Regions from separate parts of the Homo sapiens genome. Here region 1 is linked to region 2. A link is a loop called in an ENCODE intact Hi-C map of the cell type or tissue named here. Cell type or tissue: mammary epithelial cell. All regions are shown on one strand. Each heading gives the region's core, and the rest is flanking DNA. Links, peaks and the distances in the headings are about the cores only.

The links. Peaks named below come from ENCODE experiments on the same cell type or tissue, not always from the same donor. Only the 100,000 strongest peaks of a DNase experiment are listed, where the experiment ranks them.
Region 1: it touches region 2 in a loop (4-fold over the local background); 2 of 110 quality-filtered maps call a loop at or near these places.

The regions. Positions count from the first base shown.
Region 1 is chr1:23,181,213-23,187,608 of GRCh38, reverse strand. No RefSeq gene overlaps it. Among named protein-coding and RNA genes, the nearest start is that of LUZP1, 16 kb to the right of the region's middle. In mammary epithelial cell, for the core only: a CTCF peak has its summit at 2,767 (motif pointing right); no DNase peak of the experiment used is centred there.
Region 2 is chr1:23,014,599-23,020,691 of GRCh38, reverse strand. It overlaps KDM1A (lysine demethylase 1A), which reads right to left and starts at 1,224. Exons shown (of 21, transcript NM_001009999.3): 1 at 745-1,224. The coding sequence starts at 1,095. TEX46 (testis expressed 46) reads left to right here and starts at 4,840. Exons shown (of 3, transcript NM_001242521.2): 1 at 4,840-4,920. The coding sequence starts at 4,919. RefSeq lists enhancers at 47-732, 733-1,420 and a silencer at 908-977. In mammary epithelial cell, for the core only: a CTCF peak has its summit at 1,319; a DNase peak (open chromatin) is centred at 1,311; H3K4me3 peaks cover 2,070 bases; H3K27ac peaks cover 1,824 bases.

The DNA.
Region 1 (6,396 bases), core at 1,680-4,179, 170 kb before region 2:
TAAGATAGTGCATTTACCTGCTTCCCTGGCCCCCGTCTATTTTGCTCCCAAGGGAAGGAGTAGGAATTCTAGACCTAGAGGGTATCAGATGGGAGAGGGCCTTCAAGGTCATCCAGGACAATCCCAATCAGATCTCTAACATCAGAGCAGCAGCTTATGCATTATAATTGGTGAAGTGGGAACTACTATTATCCCCATTTTGCAGATGGGTAAACTGAGACTCAGAATGGTTAAGTAATTCACTCAAGGTATTGCTGCAACTAAATAGCAAAGACAGCGGGCATGATAGTTCAAGCCTGTAATCCCAGTACTTTCTGAGGCCTAGGTGGGCGGATTCCTTGAGCTCAGGAGTTTGATACCAGCCTGGGCAACATGGTGAAACCCCATCTCTACAAAAAAACACAAAAACTAGACAGGTTTGGTGGCATGCACCTGTAGTCCCAGCTACTCAGGAGGCTGAGGTGGGAGAATCCCTTGAACCTGAGAGGTTGAAGCTGTAGTGAGCCATGTTCATGCCACTGCACTGTAGCCTGGGTGACAGAGCAATACCCTATCTCAAAAAATAAAACAAAAATAAATAAATAGCAAAGTCAGAATTACATCTAGCAGTATGACCTGAGAGCCAGCATGGCTAGCCATCAGCCTCTACCACCTCCTTGGCAACACTTGTACCAGTTGTTTGAGAGGGTGCTCATCACCTTTCTCTATTTTTTTTTTAAGACAGAGTTTCGCTCTATCGCGAGGCTGCAGTGCCGTGGCACGATCCCGGCTCACTGCAAACTCCGCCTCCTGGGTTCAAGCGATTATTCTGCCTCAGCCTCCTGAATAGCTGGGACCACAGGCATGCGCCACCACACCCAGATAATTTTTTTTTTTTTGTATTTTTAGTAGAGACGGGGTTTCACCATGTTGGCCAGGATGGTCTTGATCTCTTGACCTCGTGATCCGACCGCCTCGGCCTCCCAAAGTGCTGGGATTACAGGCATGAGCCACCGCTCCCTACCCTTTCTGTATTTTTTTAACCATAGCTACACTAACCCAAAACTAGTCAGGTGCCAGGCCTTGCACTTGGCACTTTATTTATTTTTATTATTTATTTTTGAGACAGAGTTCCACTCTTGTTGCCAGGGTGGAGGGCAATGGCGCAATCTCAACTCACTGCAACCTCCACCTCCCGGGTTCAAGCGATTCTCCTGCCTCAGCCTCCTGAGTAACTGGGATTACAGGCACCTGCCGCCATGCCCAGCTAATTTTTGTATTTTTAGTAGGGATGGGCGTTTCACCATACTGGCCAGGCTGGTCTCAAACTCCTGACCTCGTGATCCGCCCACCTCAGCCTCCCAAAGTGCTGGGATTACAGGCATGAGCCACTGTGCCTGGCCCACTCGGCACTTTAAACATGCTTTCTATGATTCCCTCATAACATAAAAAAAAAAAGTCAAATTGAAGATAAACTTAGAACTTGGCCAGGCGTGGTGGCTCATGCCTGTAATCCCAGCACTTTGGGAGGCCTGCATGTTCCTGCATGTTCCATATTATGCCCATTTTATATGTGAGAAAACTGAGGTTCAAAGTCATGAGGGAACTTGCCAAGCTTAAAAGCACATTAGGGACAGACTGAGATCAAATGCATATTTGTTCTTTATTGAGCTCTGACTGAAAGCTTCCCTTGGTTTTGGGGAAAGAAAAATCTGTCTCCCAGAAGTGGCAGCCCCTGGTTCCTAGTTCTCAAAGCCCACGTGCTCTCTTCAGATGTTTGAAGTGGACACATTGCACCCCTTCAGTATTTTATATACCACAGTCAGAGAGTGGCTCCTTCAACTCTTCCCCATAAAATGTGATTTTGAGGTCCCCCCAGCCATCATCTTGTTCATCATCCTATGGATAAGTTATACTTTTTCCATGTTCCAGTCAAAGTTCTGATCCCAAAATGGAACACAGTTCTCTAGACACGGACAGAAGGACTATCATCTCCCTCACTGTACACACAGTGCTTCTATTAATATAGCCCCAAACCCAATAAAGTATCTCCTATGTACAAAGCACTGCCCATGCACTTGGGATAGAGATTGAACAAGCCAGCAACTTCCCTGCCCTCCGGGAGCTTACATTTTGCTCACTGAGCTAAGGGAGGAGGCAGAGTCACTTTAGACATGAATCCTAGAATGTCAGAGCTGGTAGCGCCCAGTCCCCTCCTGCCTCTTTCTTTTTTTGAGAGGGAGTCTCGCTCTGCCACCCAGGGTGAAGTGCAGTGGTGTGATCTCAGCTCACCAAACCTCCACCTCCCAGATTCAAGTGATTCTCCTGCCTCAGCCTGCCGGGTAGCTGGGACTACAGGTGGCTGCCACCACGCCCGGCTAATTTTTGTATTTTTAGTAGAGATGGGGTTTCACCATGTTGGCCAGGCTGGTCTCAAACTCCTGACCTCAGGTGATCCACTTGCCTCAGCCTCCCAAAGTGCTGGGATTACAGGTGTGAGCCACCGCACTCGGCCTCCTGCCTTTTTTATTAACAGATGAGGAAACTGATCCCAGAAGGGGCAGTGACAGACCCAAGATTCTTCAGTGGGACAAAATTCACTTCTGCCTTTCTCATAACCTCAGGCACTGGTGAGACCTGGGGCCTTATAGAGAAATGTGGACTGGGATGAAAAGTTTGCTGTTGAGAATTTTGTTGTTAAGTGGACCCACCCTACACCTCCTTAAAGCTTTCTTCAGAAATCCTAATTTATTTTAGATATGGCCACCAGGTGGCGCAGAGGCACCAGGAAAAAGTGCAGAAATCAAAGGTGGGTGGGCTCCTTCCTCTTCCGATCAATTTTCCTTTGCAAGGGGGAATGGTGAGCGGGGAATAGCAAAGCCAGCCTGGCGCGGTGGCTTGTACCTGTAATTGCAGCACCTTTGGAGGCCGAGGCAGGTGGATCTCTTGAGCTCAGGAGTTTGAGACCAGCCTGGGCAACACGGTGAAACTCCGTCTCTACAAAAAACACAAAAACTAGCTGGGTGTGGTGGTGCATGCCTGTAGTCCCAGCTATTCAGGAGGCTGAGGTGGGAGAATGCCTTAAGCCTGGGAGGTCAAGGCTAGGACAGCATTGTACTGTATACATTATACATATATACATATACATTATACATATACAGAGGTGAATTCTGCCTCAGTCAAGGAGGTAGTATGGAGTAGTGGCTAAGAGCCTGGATGCAGGCATCACACAGACCGGGTGGGAAACCTAGCTTCCTTTTGCTGCAGGGGGAACTCCCTGACACCTAGCTCACGAGGTAGCCTCTGACACTTAGATTTGGGTACAAGATAAGGTCCTCATTTACTGGGGCTCTACACAGAGTTGGAACTGCTGGTGCCCTCTTCCTGACAGGTCCCTTTTCCAGACAGTTGATGGTCAACTCCAGTCCAGCAGAGAAGTTTCTGCAAGAAGGCAGGAAGTCTTTGCTGCCACCCAGAGAAGGTAAGGCTGATGGAATCCAACAGCTTCACAGCCCAGGATATGTGTGAAAGCTCATCCATACTTCTGTTCATTTCATGACACACAGATGTGCAAAGGGTCTGAGGCTGAAAATGGTGAATGATTCAGGGGTGCTGAGAGTCTAGAGTTCGGGGGTGCTGAGAGTCTAGAGTGCCTGAGAAGAAAGAGAGGGTTGGAGAAATAAGCTGGGCCTTGGGGACTTGACCAAGCTATCTACTTTGAACTTTATCCTGGGAGCAACAGGGAGCTATTGAAGATTATTTAGCAAAGGAATGATACAGTTAGACCAGTGTTGAAACCAATCACTCAAGCTGGGTGTAAAAGAAGAAATGGGCCGGGCGTGGTGGCTCACGCCTGTAATCCCAGCACTTTGGGAGGCTGAGGCGGGCAGATCACTTGGGGTCAGGAGTTTGAGACCAGCCTGGCCAACATTTCGAAACCCCATCTCTACTAAAAATATAAAAATTACCTAGGTGTGGTGGCATGCACCTGTAATTGCAGCTACTCAGGAGGCTGAGGCAGGACAATCGCTTGAATCAGGGAGGCAGAACTTGCAGTGAGCCAAGATCATGCCACTGCACTCCAGCCAGGGTGATAGAGCGAGACTTCATCTCAAAAAACAAAAACAAAAACAAGGAATGGAGGTGGGGGAGCCTGGAGGCAGAGTCCAACTAGAAGAGCTGCAGGCTGGAATGGGGTGATTACACTGATAGCTGATTTTTCATCCACTCAGAGCTTCTCATCGGTGAAGGGGCACTCGAGTGAAATTTGTCTGGCTTGCCCAGGAGACAGCTCCCACAGGGTAAGGGGCTGCCCTGGGGCCAGAGAGGAAGAGTGGTTGGTCCCAGCAGCAGGTGTGTCCAGGGAGATCTTCGATATAATCAGACGGCCTGGGAAGAGACAGGTGGCTAATGAAAGAAGCTAGATTCTGGGTCAGGTTGGAGGGCAGAGGCAGTGTGCGATCTAATGGTTAGGAACACATAATGGCACCAGACACATCTTGTTCAGGTCCCAGCTCTGTCTCCTCTTGGCTGTGTGGTTGTGGCCAGGTCACTTTGGCTTGCTTTCTTTTTTCTTTCTTTCTTTCTTTTTTTTTTTTTCAGACAGAGCCTCACTCTTTCGCCCAGGCTGGAGTGCAGTGGTGAGATCTTGGCTCACTGCAACACCCGCCTCCTGGGTTCAAGCAATTCTTGTGCCTCAGCCTCCCGAGTAGCTGGGACTAAAGGTGCATGCCACCACTCCCAGCTAATTTTTGTACGTGTTTTTCAGTAGATACGAGGTTTCGCTATGTTGGCCAGGCTTGTCTCGAACTCCTGACCTTAAGTGATCCACCTGCTTTGGCCTCCCAAAATGCTGGGATTACAGGCGTGAGCCACTGTGCCTGGCCCATGTTGCCTTTCTGAGCCTCAGTTTCCTCATCTGTAAAATGTGATTATGAATAGGGCTCGTGCCTTGAGACTACTGTGGGGGCTGGACGAGGGAATGTGTGTAAAACTCAGCACAGCACTGGGTGCCTAGGAAGCACTCAATAAGGGAAGCTTCAGGTTCTCAGCCCCCATCAAAGACAGTCTGTTGTTGGGGCAGGGTGGTCATTCTGGCTTTGCAGCACGTCTCCAGGCCAGGGTGGCTTCAAAAACTGGCCAGTCTGAGCTGATACCACACTAAGTTACGCCAAGAGAATTCCAGCCAGAAGCAAAGAAATGATGCTTTGGACAGCCCAGGACCACATTCTGGGGGAAATGTGCCATTTCTGTTCCACTTTTTTTTTTTTTTTTTTTTTTTTTGAGACAGAGTCTTGCTCTGTCGCCCAGGCTGGAGTGCAGTGGCTCGATCTCGACTTACTGCAAGCTCCGCCTCCCGGATTCACGCCATTCTCCTGCCTCAGCCTCCCAAGTAGCTGGGACTACAGGCACCCACCACCACGCCTGGCTGATTTTTTGTGTTTTTTTTAGTGGAGACGGAGTTTTGCTGTGTTAGCCAGGATAGTCTCGATCTCCTGACCCCGTGATCCACCCGCCTTGGCCTCCCGAAGTGCTGGGATTACAGACATGAGCCACTTGCGCCTGGCATTTTTTTTTTTTTTTTGAGACGGAATTTAGCTCTGTCGCCAGGCTGGAGTACAGTGGCGCAATTGTAGCTCAGTGCAGCCTCGCCCTTCTAGGCTGAAGCGATCCTCTCACCTCAGCCTTCTGTGCCCGGCTGATTTTTTTATTTTTTGTAGAGACAAGGTCTCACTTTGTTGCCCAGGCTGGTCTCAAACTCCTGAGCTCAAGCAATCCTCCCACCTTATCCTCCCAAAGTGTTGGATTACAAGCATTAACCACTGCACCTGGCCTCTGTTCCAATTTTTGAAACATTAAAAATTATTCTGCTTCTTCCAGGGGTTCTACGTGATATTCTCTGTTTTATTTTGCTAGTTTCCTTTTTATTTTGTGGGTGGTTGTATACTGAAGTCTTCCTATAATACTAGTTATTGTGATAAACGTTTTATGTACATTCTTTTTTTTTCTTTTTCTTTTTTTTTTTGAGACGGAGTTTTGCTTTTGTTGCCCAGGCTGAAGTGCAATGGTGTGATCTCGGCTCACCACAACCTCCACCTCCCAGGTTCAAGCGATTCTCCTGCCTCAGCCTCCCCAGTAGCTGGGATTACAGGCATATGCCACCACGCCTGGCTAATTTTATATATTTAATAGAGACAGAGTTTCTCCATGTTGGTCAGGCTGGTCTTGAACTCCCAATCTCAGGTGATCCACCCGCCTCGGTCTCCCAAAGTGCTGGGATTACAGGCATGAGCCACCGTGCCTGGCCTTATGTACATTCTTTCATGTAATCTTTATAGCAACCCTTTCATGGTGTTTTTGTGTTATTGTTCTCACTGTGTGGATGAAGAAACTGAGGCTTGAAGAAGTTAACAAACG
Region 2 (6,093 bases), core at 1-2,500:
GTAATGTTGGTGACACGCTGAATATAGCATCTAGGACACAGACATTTGAGGCAGTCACTGTCTGTATATACTGTTTGGAGTCAAATCTTTTCTTCCCATATATTTGCATTTTGACTATTATTTGCTCTCTCAATCAGCAGCTTCCTCATCTGCAAAATTCTGCGCCAAAAGATCGCTGAGAGGATTTTAAAAAAGAAAAAAAAAAAGACTAGAACTCCTACCACACAGCAGGGTTTTGCTCAAACAAAAACAAAAGCAAAAACGACCCTTTCTTTTCATCTCCCCGGCTAAGGCGATTTCTTCAGCATCAACCTACAGCCCCCTCGTGCACCCAGCTGAAACGCCATCAATATCGCCCAACAGCTTCCAGACCTATCTGTGAACAAACAAGTGAGGTCTCCAAGAACGCCAACCGTAACCCCACGTCAGGGAGCCATTTTCCAGTCAAGAAAATGAAAAGGTGTGCAAGAAAGACCTAAGGAATAAAATACCCCTCCCAGCAATCATCGATGCCCCTTCCCACGTCGCTCGGGACCCAGCACAAAGACCGCAGTCAACACCGGCAAAGACTTTTCCTTTCTCACCCCACCCGTCCAGCTAGAGGGGACGTGGCGTGCGCAGCGATACAAGGGGAGGTCTGAGTGGTCGCAGGGCCCAAGACCCGGCGGCGGCGGGGGAGGGCGGAGAAGCCTCGGGGAAGCTCGGCACCAGGCGGTGTCGTTTGAGGGAAGGGTCGAGCCTTACCTTCGCCCGCTTGCGCCGGCTGGTCCGACGCCCCTCCGGAGTCTCTGCTATTCCAGTTTCCATGGGGGTCGCAGACCCAGGCACGACAGTAGGGCCGGCCTGAGGCCCTGCGGACCCCGGCGGTTCCGCCAGGCCCCCGGGGGGCGAGGCCCGCGGAGGCTCTTTCTTGCGGGGTGTGCGCTCCCCCACCGCCCCCGGCCCGACCTCGGCTGGGCCCGACAGGCCCGCGGGCTGCGCGGCCACCTCAGACCCGTTCTCGGAGCCGCCTGCTGTCCCAGGGCCAGCCTCCGTCCCGGTTGCTGCCGCTGCAGCCGCCGCCGCCGCGGCTGCCGCCTTCTTCCCAGATAACATCTCGGGCCGCCGGGCCGCCGACGGCCGTAGGGGCCGCTCGCTCTGTCGCTCCGTGGGTCCGAAAAGCCTTGCCTCGCCTCGCTTCACGCTGCCCGCGCGCCGCCAACCGCCGTCGCGTACGCACGCGCCAAGCGCGCTCCCGCCGCGCCGGGACAAAAAGGGTCGGAGACACCCACGAGCCCCGCCCCTCCCCCGCAGCCATAGAGCGGCGTTCTCGCGGCTAGAGTGGCACCGCAGCAAAGAACGTGTAGCTTGCCTAGAGCGTCTCCCCGGCGTTTGGAGTGGGACCTGGCACAGTCCGTGGTCTTAGGGCTTCTGGGCCAGACTAAACCTCCGAAGGTGACCATTTCCTCCAGGGACTTTCGGGTTTGCATGCGTGCGTTCGTTCATTCACTCACCCAATTATTCGTTAATTCAACCAGTATTTATTAATGCTTGCCTACTACGTAACAAGGGTTACATTATGAAGTTCTAGCTTTCAAAGAACTTACAGTCTAATGGGGGAAAACACTGAAATATGTTGGTAGAGCGTCTTACTTATTCATAATTGCCCTGCTTGGACTGGGCAAAAAACTTGGAGAGCACAGCAGTTTCGATGGTAGTAAAATGGAGACAAGTTACGAAATCCAGGTTTGAGTCCAGACGGAATTGCTCTTGTCTCCAAGCCTTTGTTCATGCTTTTCCTTCTGGCTGGACCCCAACCTCATTCGCACTCCATGTCTTGCGCTTCTCCCATCCCCCATGTCCCCCATCCCCCATGTCCCCCATCCTTCATGTCCCCCATCCCCATCCACATAACACCTCTTTCTACTCCAGGTTAATTCTTTCTAATAATGATAGTAGCGGTTTATTCTTTTAATTTTTCGAGGAATCCCTTGCTAACCCAAAACTGGAACAGGTCGTGTACTTTTAGCATGCGTGTACTTATTACACAAACAATTGTCTTTTTAATAGTCTGTCTCTTCGAAGTGAAATTGTCAAAAAATTATTCCATTTACATGAAGTTCAAGAACTGGTAAAACTAATCTCCAGTAATAGGCTCCAATCAGCCCTTGCCTGAGATGGGGGTCGGGGGTTGACTGCAAAAGAACAAGAAAGAACTTGCTGGGGGTGATGGAAATGTTTTATATCTTGATTAGGGTGATGGTTACATAGGTGTATATATTTGTCAAAACTCTATGAACTATCCATGTAAAACAGGTATGTTTTATGTAACTGTAGTACTTCAGTAAAGTTGTTTTTTGTAAAAAACTAAGCAAACAGACAAAAAGGCAATCAAATGTAGAAAGGAAAAAAAGTAAAAGCTATGCAAGAAAGAAAATGTATCCGAGTGGCGTGGCACGCACTTGTAGTACCAGCTGCTCGAGAGACTGAGGTGGGAGAATCACTTGAGCCTAGGAGTTCATTCAAGTCCAGCCTGAGCAACATAGTGAAACTGCGTTTCTAAAAAAAAAGAGAAAAGAAAAAGAAAGAAAATATAATCATAGTACAACATATGGCTCAGCTGTGAACTGTATTAACATGACCATAAAAACGTAAGCAGTGAATATTGTTTTATTTATTTTTTCTGTTCTTTTGTTTGTTTGTTTCTTCTTTTTTTTTTTGAGACAGAGTCTTGCTCTGTTGCCCAGGCTGGAGTGCAGGGGTGCAATCTTGACTCAATGCAACCTCTGCCTCCCAAGTTCAAGCGATTCTCCTGCCTCAGCCTCCCCAGTAGCTGGGATTACAGGCGTGTGCCACCATGCCTGGCTAATTTTTGTATTTTTAGTAGAAACAGGGTTTCGCCATGTTGGCTAGGCTTGTCTCCAACTCCTGACCTCAAGTGATCCTCCCACCTCGGCCTCCCAAAGTGCAGGGATTACAGGTGTGAGCCACCGCGCCCCGCCGAGCAGTGAATATTGTTTTAACCAAAGTGATAGAATTACATTAAGAGAATGGAGAAAAAAGAAAGTTTGTGGGGAGAAAGATGAGAAGGTTTTAAGGATTTAGGGAAGTAGGGAGGTTGTTGGGGGAGGTGCTGCTTGGGAGCTAAATTATTTTTCACCATAAAAATATAATACATAATGTTGGCCAGGCGCGGTGGCTCATGCCTGTAATCCCAGCACTTTGGGAGGCCGAGGCGGGCAGATCACGAGGTCAGGAGATCAAGACCGTCGTGGCTAACACGGTGAAACCCCGTCTCTACTAAAAATACAAAAAAACTGGCCGGGCATGGTGGCGGGCGCCTGTAGTCCCAGCTACTCGGAGGCCGAGGCAGGAGAATGGCGTGAACCCAGGAGGCGGAGGTAGCAGTGAGCCGAGATCGCGCCGCTGCACTCCAGCCTGGGCGACAGAGCGAGACTCCGTCTCAAAAAAAGTATATATATATATATATATATATATATATATATATATATATATATATATATATATATATATAAAATACATAATGTCAAAATTGAGAAATCAAAAAATAATATAAGCATACTATTTAGAAATATCAAGGTAAATACAGAAGAAACAGCTAAAAAAGTTGGAATTGGTTGTCTCTAAGGCTTGGAACTTGACGGTGGAAAGAGGTGAGGCAGTGGATTGGAGCTTGTTTTAAATCCTGTAGTTCTATCTGACTTGTTTGCACATTTAATAGTTTGATAAAACTTGAAATTAGATGTTAAAAACATACATACCCTTTGACCAAGTAATTCTACTTTCAGGAAAGCATTCTAGGGAAAGATTCAGTATGTGTACAGATTTAACTTCAACACTGTGTATCTCAGGTTATACGTAATGACGATAAAGGAGAACTAACCTAAAAACCCAACAAAGGCCAGGCACAGTGACTTGCATCTGTAATGCCAGCATTTTGGGAAGCCGAGGTGGAAGGATTGCTTGAGCCCAGGAGTTTAAGGCTACAGTGAGCTATGGTCACGCCACTGCACTCCAGCCTGGGCAACAGAGCAAGACCCTGTCTCTAAAACAATAAAAATTTTAAAAAGCCCCAACAAGTGGTAACCAATTTGATACAATCATACACCGCATAACAATGTTTCCATCAACAACAGACTGCATATGAGATAGTGTTCCCATAAAATTATATAACACATTTTTACCATACCTTTTCTACCTTTTCTATGTTTAGACAGAATTGCTACAGTATTCAGTACAGTAACATGCCATACAGGTTTGTAGCCTATTAACAATACACTATACCATATAGCCTAGGTGTGTAGTAGGCTATACCATTTAGGTTTGTGTTAAGTATGCTCTATGATGTTCACACAACAATGAAATTGCCTAATGGCGCTTTTCTCAGAATGTATCCCATCGTTCAGTGAGGCATGGTCCTAGCAAGGCATGATTCTATATTGGAATATCACAGCCACTAAAACTGATATTTTTACATAAAGAATTCCTGGCCGGGTGTGGTGGCTCATGCCTGTAATCCCAGCACTTTGGGTGGCCGAGGCGGGTGGATCACCTGAGTTCAGGAATAGGAGACCAGCCTGGCCAACAATGGTGAAACCCCGTCTCTACTAAAAATACAAAAATTAGCCAGATGTGGTGGCACTTACCCGTTTTTTCCCCAGAAATAACTAATTCATATCAGATGTTTTTATTGTGATAAAATACACATAACATAAAATTTATGATCCTAACCATTTTGAGTATACTGTTTAGTAGTGTTAGATGCATTCACATTGTTGCATAAACAATCTCCAGAATTATTTTCATCTTGCAAAATTCTGTATACATTAAACAATGACTACATTTGCCCCTCCTTCCAGACCCTGGCAGCCACCATTCTACTCTTTGCCTCTATGAATTTGACTATTGTAGATAGCTCATGTAAGTGGAATCATACGGTATTTGTTTTTTTTTTGTGACTGACTTATTTCACTTAGCTTAATGTCCTCAAGGTTCATCTATGTTGTAACATGTTAGAATTTCCTTCCTTTTTAAGGCTGGTAATATTGCGTGTATATAACATTTTATTATCCATTCATCTGTGGATGGACACTTGGGTTACTTCCACATTTTGGCTATTGTGAATAATGCTGCTGTGAACATTGGTCTACAAATATCTCTTCAAGACTCTGCTTTCAATTCTTTGGGAATACCCAAAAGTGGAATTACTATAGCAATGTATGCTTTTTTTTTTTTTTTTTTTTTTTTTTTTTTTTGAGAAGGAGTCTTACTGTTGTCGCCCAGGCTGGAGTGCAGTGGCGCGATCTCGGCTCACTGCAACCTCTGCCTCCTGGGTTCCAGCAATTCTCCTGCCTCAGCCTCCCGAGTAGCTGAGATGACAGGCGCCCGCAACCACGCCTGGCTAATTTTTGTATTTTTGGTAGAGACGGGGTTTCACCATGTTGGCCAGTCTGGTCTGGGGTGGTCCACCCGCCTCAGCCTCCCAAAGTGCTGGGATTACAGGCGTGAGCCACCGTGCCTGGCTAGCATTTTTTAAAAGCTGATGTCTTCACTGGGCACGGGGACTCACACCTGTAATCCCAGCACTTTGGGAGGCCGAGGTGGGCAGATCATTTGAGGTCAGGAGTTCGAGACCAGCCTGACCAACATGGTGAAACCCTGTCTCCACTAAAAATACAAAAATTAGGTGGGTGTGGTGGTGCGTGCCTGTAATCCCAACTACTTGGGAGGCTAAGGCAGGAAAATCGCTTGAACCTGGGAGGCAGAGGTTGCAGGGAGCCAAGATGGTACCAGTGCACTCCAGCCTGGGCAGCAGAGTGAGAGTCTGTCTCAAAAAAGAAAATAAATAAATAAAATAAAATAATAAAAGTTAATGTCTCCAGGAGGGAGAATTGCTTGAGGCTAGGAGTTTGAGACCAGCCTGGGCAATATAGCAAGACCTTGTCTCTAAAAAAATAATTTTTTTTTTTAATTAGCTGGGCATAGTGGCACATGCCTGTAGTCTTAGCTACTCAGGAGGCTGAGGCAGGAGGATCACTTGAGCCCAGGAGTTGGAGGCTTCAGTGAGCCACAATCACACCACTGCACTCCAAC